2 separate regions of the Homo sapiens genome follow, and region 1 is linked to region 2. Evidence: chromatin contacts called from ENCODE POLR2A ChIA-PET data. All regions are on one chromosome and are shown on one strand. Each heading gives the region's core, a stretch centred on a gene start or an enhancer-like site at or near the end of the contact. The rest is flanking DNA. Distances are from core to core; before and after follow the strand shown.

Region 1 (5,122 bases), core at 302-2,801, 4.3 Mb before region 2:
TAAAAAACACAAGTGTGTCCATTACATAGTGTGAGGGAATTGCCCATAGAGAGAATACACTTCCCAGGTAGCCAAAGTGGATATACTCCTTCATTTCTTCTTCTAACCTGAGTAATGAATATTTTTAATGTAATTAACAACACTTACAGATTTTAGGTATGATCCTAGATTGTAAACTGCTTGGAGGCAAGATCTATTTATTTTTAATTTTTTAAATGTTTATTTTTGTTAATAAAGATAACTTATTCATCTTTTGTTGAAATGGGGTCTCACCATGTTGCCCAGGCTGGTCTCAAACTCCTGGGCTCAGGTGATCCTTCTGCCTCAGCCTCCCAAAATGTTGGAATTACAGGTGTGAGCCACCATGCTTGGCCATTGACTATTTCTTATTCATGTTTTTGTTCCATGCATTGTTCAACACAATGCACAATAGGTAATGAATATAAGACTGGGTTTCTGAGTGGGACTTGTGTAATTAATTACACAGGATCCTGCACTTAGAAGGGCACACTCTTGCTTTAATGCTCAGATGCCATTGTTCTGAATTTCTTAATACTTTTTTAAAAGGACCCTGAATTTTCATTTTGAATTGAGCCCCCCAAAATTATGTAGCCAATCTTCAATGAATGTAAACTTGCTGAGTGAATTAATGATTCAAGGGCCAACAGGATCTAATTGGAATAGTTCTGCAGGTCATTTTTTTACTAGGGTCTATTATACTCCAGGCACACCATATGAGTCTCATATGAGTTATGTGATGGATGGCTTAGAAATGAGCAAAGTTCTCCTTTAGGAAACATCTTCAGTTCTCAAGTGTACTATTTCTTTCTTTCTTTCTTTTTGAGACAGAATCTCACTCTGTTGCCCAGGCTGGAGTGCAGTGGCGCGATCTCGGCTCACTGCAAGCTCCGCCTCCCGGATTCACGCCATTCTCCTGCCTCAGCCTCCGGAGTAGCTGGGACTACAGACGCACGCCGCCAAGCCCTGCTAATTTTTTTTTTTTTTTTTTTTTTTTGTATTTTTAGTAGAGACGGGGTTTCGCCGTGTTAGCCAGGATGGTCTCGATCTCCTGACCTTGAGATCCGCCCGCCTCTGCCTCCCAAAGTGCTGGGATTATAGGCGTGAGCCACCGCGCCCGGCCTCTCAGTTGTACTATTTCTTAAATAACACATTGAGCTCTATATTGATGTGGTCACTTGTGACTTACTCAGATATTACTGGAACCCTCTCAACTGAAGCAGAATTTTTTTGTGTGTAATTACTTCTCAAATCTACATCCCCAACACTAGGAAATGAGTAAGTTAAAGTCCCAGGCATTGTTTACTAGGCAACAGATCTCTTTGCATTTTGTAAATTATTTGCCACCTGTCGCATATCGCAAGTACGAGTGAGAGATATCAATGTGGAGAAATACATTTCATTCAGGACCATGCTGATGAGTCTACGGAAGTTTGCAGAAAAAGCAAAAGCAGTAAAAAACCTTCAATTAGGACGGATTAACCACATTATATGTGCGCCTGGTAATGAATGACTGAATTGGACCTTCTACAGCTGAAGCTTTGTGGCTTTGGGTGCCTGGAAGAACTAGTTTCGTTTTTAGTCTAGATAAGAACAGTGCTAAGAAATATTTATGAGAAGCTGGGGTAAATATTGAAAATTATTGACTGAATCAATCTTTTCAGAGTACGAGAAGCCCCTTTAAGAATTCAGAAGAATTTTTTTTTAGTTCATTAATCAGTTCACCAAGCTACAATCAAAATTTTCTTACTAAGCTTCAATATGACAGGCTGAGCTCTCACTATCTGTTTGGATCATGATCCATGGATTATGGCCTCCTTAGTGCAGTTGACAACTTAAACTGTTTTAGCTCAAGAGGAGTTTTTATGGGTACTTTTAGCAGTGAGTCAAAAAGGTGCCTGCAGAGTAAATAGGACTTTAAACGACATACCTTTCAATTCATTGCCTCTTGGCAAAATGTACAGATTCCAAGTCTATTTCATGAAAGCCTTCTATGGATCTCAGTGGACTACCTCATGCGTGTACTGAACCTGGGTTTGGGTCATCACTCCTTGTTCAACAGTGACAGAAAACTCTTTTCATTAATAACAATTGCAGAACATTATTATCTTTCAGATAAACTATTAACAGATTGTGAAATTAGTGACTAAAAACACTGCTTTGAAAGAAGGTGAATTTCAAACTTATGCAACCAAGCAGGACTGAGTAAATCCAGCATTATGTCTATTTGGTGATTATTTAGAGATGTGGAGTTATGATTTCGTTAATAGAGTGCATTCGTTTTGCAATGATGGGATATAGTAAACCTGTATCATTAATGAACAAAATATCATCCCTTGATCTTTTTTTCTGAAGTCCTCAGAGAGAATTCCTCCTTGGTGGCCTACTTATACATTGTACATCTTTCATGACACCTCATTATCTTCCTGTACTTAATTATTTTTATCATTTTCTCTCTTTCTCTCTAGCCAAATGCTCCTTGAGTATAAAGACCACTTTATTTATTTATTTATTTATTTATTTTGAGACGGAGTTGCCCAAGCTAGAGTGCAGTGGCACGATCTCCGCTCCCTGCCACTTCTGCCTCCAGGTTCAAGCAATTCTCCCACCTCAGCCTCCCGAGTAGCTGGGATTACAGGCACATGCCACCATGCCTGGCTAATTAAGAACACCTGTTCTTAATATCTTTATCCATAGTTCCTGGCAGATAATAAATGCTTATTAAATAATAATGAAAGGGTGCTTGGATTATTCTTCTTTTACATCATACCATGGTTATGTGTATCTTCTTAGTCCTGATGCCTAGGTAGCTATCAAGTCTATGGAAGGCAGCCTCAGTCCATAGAAAATGTATATCAGGCTGAAAAGTTTTAAGCACACATGAGAGTGTGCCCATATGTGATGGTGGAGAGACTGCTGGAAAGCAGAGTGTTTTCTAATTCTGGGGGGCATGAGTATCTAGATTGAGGAGCAGAGAGAGACGGGGTTTGGGAAGAAAGCAAACAGCACAGAAATTGCCTTGATGCACTGTACACACAGTGAACCACATCCTCACCCTTGTGGGGAGTTGCTCTCTGAGATATCTGGCTTTTGCTCTGACATCGGGAAGGAGGCACTCATTTTTTAAATTTCTGCTCCCAAAATATAGGCTTTAGGAGCGGGGATGGAGAAGCACAGTTAGACCCCTGACAATTTTGTTGTTGTTGTTATAGCATGGAAACGTTTTATCTAATGAAAAAAATTAGGAAGACATTTTAGTTGTAAAATATATAAAACTCTGTGGGGCAGAGTGCCAACACATTCATCTACAGAGCAACAAATATTTCACAGGTGTGTATAAAAGACATCTTGTAAAAAATTCTTTTTATAAACAAAATCAATCTATATTGGACTCTGCTTCTCCCCTTCTATAGAACCAGGATCAGTTCTTCATAAAAGTGTATAAGTACACATACATATATATGCATATACATGCACGGATATACACACATATGTATATGTGTGTGTGTGTATATATATATACACATATATACACATATATATATACACATATATACACATATATATACACATATATATATACACATATATACACATATATATACACATATATATACACACATATACATATATATACACACACATATACATATATATACACACATATATACATATATACACATATATATACATATATATACACATATATATACATATATATACACATATATATACATATATATATATAAAATCTACCTAGAAAGTAGTTAAATTAACTGCAGTAGAAAAGTTTAATCTGTGAATCTAATTAAGCATATTTTTTAAATGTCAATTGGAGGCCCATTTTAACAGGCAGGATAGAAGAATATTAACTAAATTGTGATAATTTATATAGCTCTCATTTCTCCTAATTTAGCTGTTGTAAGATATTTTTTCAAAAAAAAATTTCTTTTTAGCTGCACCAGTTTTCCCTTAACATAATTTCCAATGACAATATAAAATGCAATATATTTATTTATTGACATTTTAAGGTAATTTCTATTTTATTTTTCCTCTGAGATTATTTTAAACTTACATTTTCTTTTTTTGATTTTTTTTTCTTTTTGTAATTGTGCACCCAAAACATTTATTTTTTAGGTACTTGTGATAGACATTGCTCTCCCCTATTTCTGCTCCTTCCATGTATACACAGAATTGTGAGTTGTTGAAGTAATGGGAGACCATTTGCTTTAAGTCTGACTTCTCTCACGATAGGAGGGTAAATATTGGTTAGTTTAAACCAGTTATTTATCTTTCCAGTAATAGAAATGGAAATGGTCACATGATGTAACTCAGCTGATGAGACACAAAGGAAAGCCTGTTGGGAGGCACCTGGAAAAACTGTTATTACTTAATAAGAGGGACAAGGGAAAGATACGCAGTTTTGTAGTCTTTTTGAGGGATGAGAATGCAATAATTGGAGCTGCTACAGCCACTTGCAATTAGGTGGAAGAGATAAGCCTGAGGGCAAAGCTGAGGAATTAGAAAGAAAAGTTGAATAGTTCCTGGGTCAATGATAAAATCCTCTGGATATGCAAGGTTATACATTGTCTAATGTTTAGAGCTATTTTGAGTAGCATCCTCTGTTGCTTTCATTGAAAGCATGTTAACAGACATCACCAATTCTAGAAACTCATGGCTGCTACTGAGAATGGGGATGTGAGTTAATACCAGAAGATGCCATTCAGTTTAGTATTCCTTATTAAATGTGCAGACTCTACCAATTAAGCTTTATAATTTGATACATGGGATATTAGATGAAGACCAAGTTGGGCTTAGGATGAAACGCTATCATTCCAAATATCCATATTTTTGGAATTATTTTAATGTTTAAGATTATATACAGGCATATCTCAGAGATATTGTGGATTCAGTTCCAGACCACTGCAATAAAGTAAATATCACAATAAAACAAGTCACACAAGTTTTTTGGTTTTGCAGTGCAAATAAAAATTATGTGTACATTATACTGTAGTCTATTAAGCATTCAATAACATTATATCTAAAAAGCAATACATACACATTAATTTAAAATGCTTTATTGCTGGAAAATACTAGCATTCAT
Region 2 (4,836 bases), core at 1,739-4,238:
TAAAAAGAATACCATGATTCAATCTGCTACTTTACTTTGCTAAGGTACATTCTGTCTTCACTGACAAAATTTGTCTAAGGAGAATAATGATTATTGTCTGATGTACCTAAGTTTTCAGCAATCACCAATCTTTATTTTAAGAATATGGCAAATCAGCCAATGGTAAAACAAGGTTGAATACATCCAGGATGGATATATAAACACCATAGAGTTTGTCAAGAAAATTCTTACAGTGTTAAAACTTTAGATTTTTCATTGATTTTTGTTGTTTTCTTTAAAATATAAGTAAGAGTTTGTAAAAGTAGGATGTAGTCAAACAGATCCTTCTTTAAATGATATCATGGCATGGATGTTTCTTTAATTTGCACAGTAAAATCAGCATTAATTATTTGAAATAATATTCACTTTCAAGCCTTTTTCAAGGATGAGTGCAAGTGTTCCAAACTACTACTTACTAATATATCTATATTACATTTATTTATTTATTTACATACACTTATTCATGTGAAGTACTGAAAGAGATGACTCTGTTTGCTTTGGAGTCAGTGCTTTAGTTGCTGGGATATGACTATAAATGGTACACTTTCATAGACTCTGGAAGGCGTTGCTAACTTTGGTTTCTTAAAGAGAAGACAAATTATTAATCTACAGTAGGAAGGGAACTTGACTATCCATTCTTTCCTTAACTAGTTTATATTTCATGTTGCTTTATATAGACTACTATGTAGACTACTAAATAAACAAGGTTTTCTAGAATGAGTTCATATTTTGTTATTTAAAAACCTCCTCTTTACATAGGGTTCCTTTCATAAAATACTTTCTTTTTTCAGACAAAATGCCTTCTAGTTTTTTTGGCTAACATTTTATGGTCACAATCTGCTGCTGGGGGCACTCAGACAAACAGAACTGAACGCCAATGTTTTCTACAGCAAGGGGGCAGTTGATATTTCAAAAATAATGGACACCAATAATTTAAAGAACAGTAAAATTGAACTAGTTCCTTTAAAATAATTCGGATTAATGGGCCATTCACAGTCCTGTTAACACTTAACAACCCTATGCTCCAGATAATCAGGGTAACATTGTTGCCAGCACAAAAGTGACACCAGAACTTGTCTTCATTGGCATCAGAAATGCCAGCCATATCACCTCTGACTGCGTGGCCCCATGTCTATTAACCTTATTGATTTGGAGTCCTGCTGGGCCTCCCTGGAAAACTACTCCCTGCTGAAAGGTTGAAGTGGATCAATCCTGAACCATGGACAAGAATTCAATAAAACAACATAGTAAAGACCTTTAACCATTAAGTATTCCTTAAAGTAAATCAAATTAAGAACTTTGCCATAATGAAGCTCTTTTAAGATTTTTGAGATGCCAGTTGATTCCAAGTCCCCAAAAGTAAACTGTTGTCTAGAAGGGACATCAGACTATTTCAAGAGATGCCTTTTTATCTGTTGTGAGGTAGTTAATGGAATATAATAAGGAGTGCTGGGTTTGTGTATTCAAGATGGCTGTTATGTAAATAAGTGGTTGTAAAGTCAAATTTTAAAATTTTATTATTTTCATAACAAAATTGAACATTATGCAGATTCACAGTAGAAAATGTCCTAACAGAAAGAAAAATGTTTTCCTCACTAGCTACTAACATAAATTTATTGTACTTACTACTTGTTTTCCATAACATGCTACCAAATTTTCTGAAGTTGTTAGTAAACTTGCAATCTTTTTCAAATTCATAGTTAATAAAGAAGACAAGTGCAGAGGTTCAGAGCTCCATATTTCTCTACAAAGGCAGAAGTGATCTACATATATAACAGGACTGCAACAAACCCATTCATATTTAAATGCAACTGGATTTCTTAGGAATTCAGTTTCCATCTTTCCAGATTTTATATTCTTTGGGCTTTGTTTATTCACAAGTCCCTGATCTGGGTTTCAGAAAAAAATCTCATCCCCTGAAAACCGAACACTTTTGAAAACTTTTAACACTTGCAAAATTGAAGCATCTTATCAATACTTATCTTTAAGTCTCAAAAGTCCTAAATTCACAATAGAGATTATATATGAATATATATAATATTTTATGTAAATATATAATATAACAATATGTAAACATTTATGTATATTTACTTTATATATTATATATAAATATATGTATATGTGTGTATACATTATATATATTTATTTACTTCTGAATGTTTCTTTCTCCTAATTACTTTTAAAATGATTGGCTGTTTTTAAATTATCTATAATATCATGTTAGTGAATGTATATAACTAAAAGTTTTAAATAAAACGCTTTTGCCATTAAGAATGCAGATACAGTTTGATTTTTAAAAAAATACTGGTTGACATTTTTGTTTCCTAAAATATTTTCTCTGTAGTATTTTAGAAAATGTAGTATTGGGATTTTTTTTTTTGCTGGAAAATAAATACTATATTGTGTTGTTCATTGAAAAATGGCCCGATTAGTTATTACACTGAAATAATGCCATACAACTAGAATAACAAAAATTAATGATTGCTGGCTATAATAGGTATTCATCTTTGATCAATAATGCATTATAGCCTATGTGAAACACCTAACATAGAACATAACATATATTACCTCTATTTAGCACCTCTAGGCAAGAATATTGTAAAAAGAAAAGAATCAAAATTACAGTTTTTCTTTATTGACAGCTCTCTAAGGAATACACTGGAATGAGTTCTGTCTGCCCAACTAATTGATAATTATTTAATTAGCAATTTATAATGACAATGGGATTTTACCCTCCACTAGTCCATCTCTTCTTTAAGACAGAAGTAGACAACTTTACACATCTTTGTACTAACTTCTGGCAGTCAACACTGGCCAAAGTGTGCCCTCACTAAGATTTCCAAAGTTAAACTCTAAAAGCAGTGTGTGCCACCACCTCCTTTAAATCACAGCATTTCCTTTTCCCATTACCAGGGATGACTGGCATTTTAACAATGTGTGTGGGTGTACACCCTTGTTGTGTCACTGTGGACAGTTTTAACAGCAGCTTCATTAGTTCTTTTTACAACAAAAGATAGGGTTTCCCCCCCTGCCTTTTTCTTTCTTTCCCTTAGTTGGCATGCGGGCTGAATTTTCCTCGGACTCCCTGCTTGACTTTTTTTTTTTTTAATTCCAGAACTTCTTTAGAATAGTGCTGCTATTCGAACACTACGAATTGTAACTGATAGACTGTTTGCAGAGGAACTCATGAAAGTTCTCTTTGTTCTCCCTTCTTTAACCAGGTTTACCAGCCCCTCCCTCCCACCATCCAAAAAGGAAAAGGAAATCCACTTTTAATTATACATTGATGGAAATCACTGTGTAGGAAGGATGCATTCACTGTAGAATACCCATTATATACTTTATTACAAACAAAAAGAGGTGCTTGCATCAGAACAATCAGGACAGTAATTCTCTATACCGAGCAAAAGCTCAAGTTAAAATGTATTTTTCTCCATAACATTTCTGTTCAGTTTAATATTTCTGCCCTAATGATAGAGTTCTTTTAAGACATAAAACTGGTTAGTAGCTTTAAATATATATGTGTGTGTGTGTGTCTGTGTGTGTGTGTGTGTGTGTGTAATCTTCAAGTAACTATATAGAGAAGCTTTGTGTAGATAAAAACAAGATTGAATCCCATCTGACTGAAGTTTTGACAATTCATTATTTTTTATCTTTCATGCAAAGAAATAGGCTTGGAGTCAAAATGATTTGAAATGGAAGAAGGTGAAGTTGTGAGATCTCCTCGGTAATAATGAGGGAAAAGCTATATTTTAAGGTGAATCAGTGATTAATGATGAAACTTCAATATTGTCTCTAGGAATGAAAAGAAGAAAGAAAATTAAAGGATCAAGAAATAGGCACATTCTTGAAATAAAATTTCAACTGAACTTGCCTTTTAGTTTTTTACTTCTAAAGCATATGTACACTCATTTTCTTTAGGTTAGAAACCCTTTTTTTTACTTTTGAGGGTTTACTTATATAAGAAAAAAAAGTAGTAATGTCCTGCATGCTAAAGCAAAGGCATTTGCTCTAGAGGACCAACATTCAGGCTCCAAAAAGGTCATCCATTTACACTTTACACACCAGACCCATTATCACCAGATTCTCATTACAGCTGTGTGTATCAAGCAGGACAACTCATTTTTTATAGGCAAGGAGGATAGGGCTTAAGAGAGTAAATAACTGGTCTTATAAGTTGAGGTCCATAAAGAAAACAAAACTAATGCAAGTACTTTGGCAATAAGAAATTTAGTATAAGAATTAGATCTTCTATGAATGTTGGTGGGAGCTGTTTAAGTGAAAGTCTGGAAGAAGGGAGTAGAGAATCAGAGATATAATCAATGCCAGATTTACAAGAAGCAGTGGCCCAGGAGAACAAGTAAGTGCTTGTAGGAAAATATGAGAAACTGTGCTCATCTGATAGCAAAGTTGCACTATGATGTATGGAGGTGTCTGTGGAAACTATCCTCTCTGGAGAACATGTTGCTTCTGCAGGGGAGAAAAAGTAATACCTTTTCTTCACCCATTACTAGGGTCATGGCTGACACCCCTATAACAAAAGACAGATTAACAAGAGGAAAAACATAACAAATTTATTTATCAAAGTTTTATTTGACGTATGAACCTTTTTGAAGTTTTATGTGACATGGAATCCTTCAGAAATGAAGACACAAAGACCAGAGGAAAACTGTATCTTTACGCTTAGGTTCAATGAAGAATAGACAGTTATGTAAAAGCATGATTGGACAAAAAGTGTATGATCTAATGGTAATAAATTAGTGTGTGTAGGGGGTGCCCAGCAAGGTCTATCTGTTT

The links. ChIA-PET counts read pairs that join two places held with the same protein, here RNA polymerase II (POLR2A).
Region 1: POLR2A ChIA-PET joins it to region 2 with 15 read pairs in A673. The contact joins two enhancer-like sites. POLR2A ChIA-PET finds 5 or more read pairs at or near these places in 2 of 52 experiments (A673 and H1).

Annotation. Positions count from the first base shown.
Region 1 is chr3:152,190,185-152,195,306 of GRCh38, reverse strand. The region is part of intron 1 of LINC02917 (long intergenic non-protein coding RNA 2917); the gene reads left to right. All of the region lies in intron 1 of LOC101928166 (a long non-coding RNA gene), which reads left to right. Among named protein-coding and RNA genes, the nearest start is that of LINC02917, 13 kb to the left of the region's middle. Within about 2 kb of position 1,551, at least 7 of the 41 ENCODE cell types and tissues checked have a DNase peak (open chromatin) inside an H3K27ac peak, as active enhancers do.
Region 2 is chr3:147,928,768-147,933,603 of GRCh38, reverse strand. No RefSeq gene overlaps it. Among named protein-coding and RNA genes, the nearest start is that of LINC02032, 150 kb to the left of the region's middle. Within about 2 kb of position 2,988, at least 2 of the 41 ENCODE cell types and tissues checked have a DNase peak (open chromatin) inside an H3K27ac peak, as active enhancers do.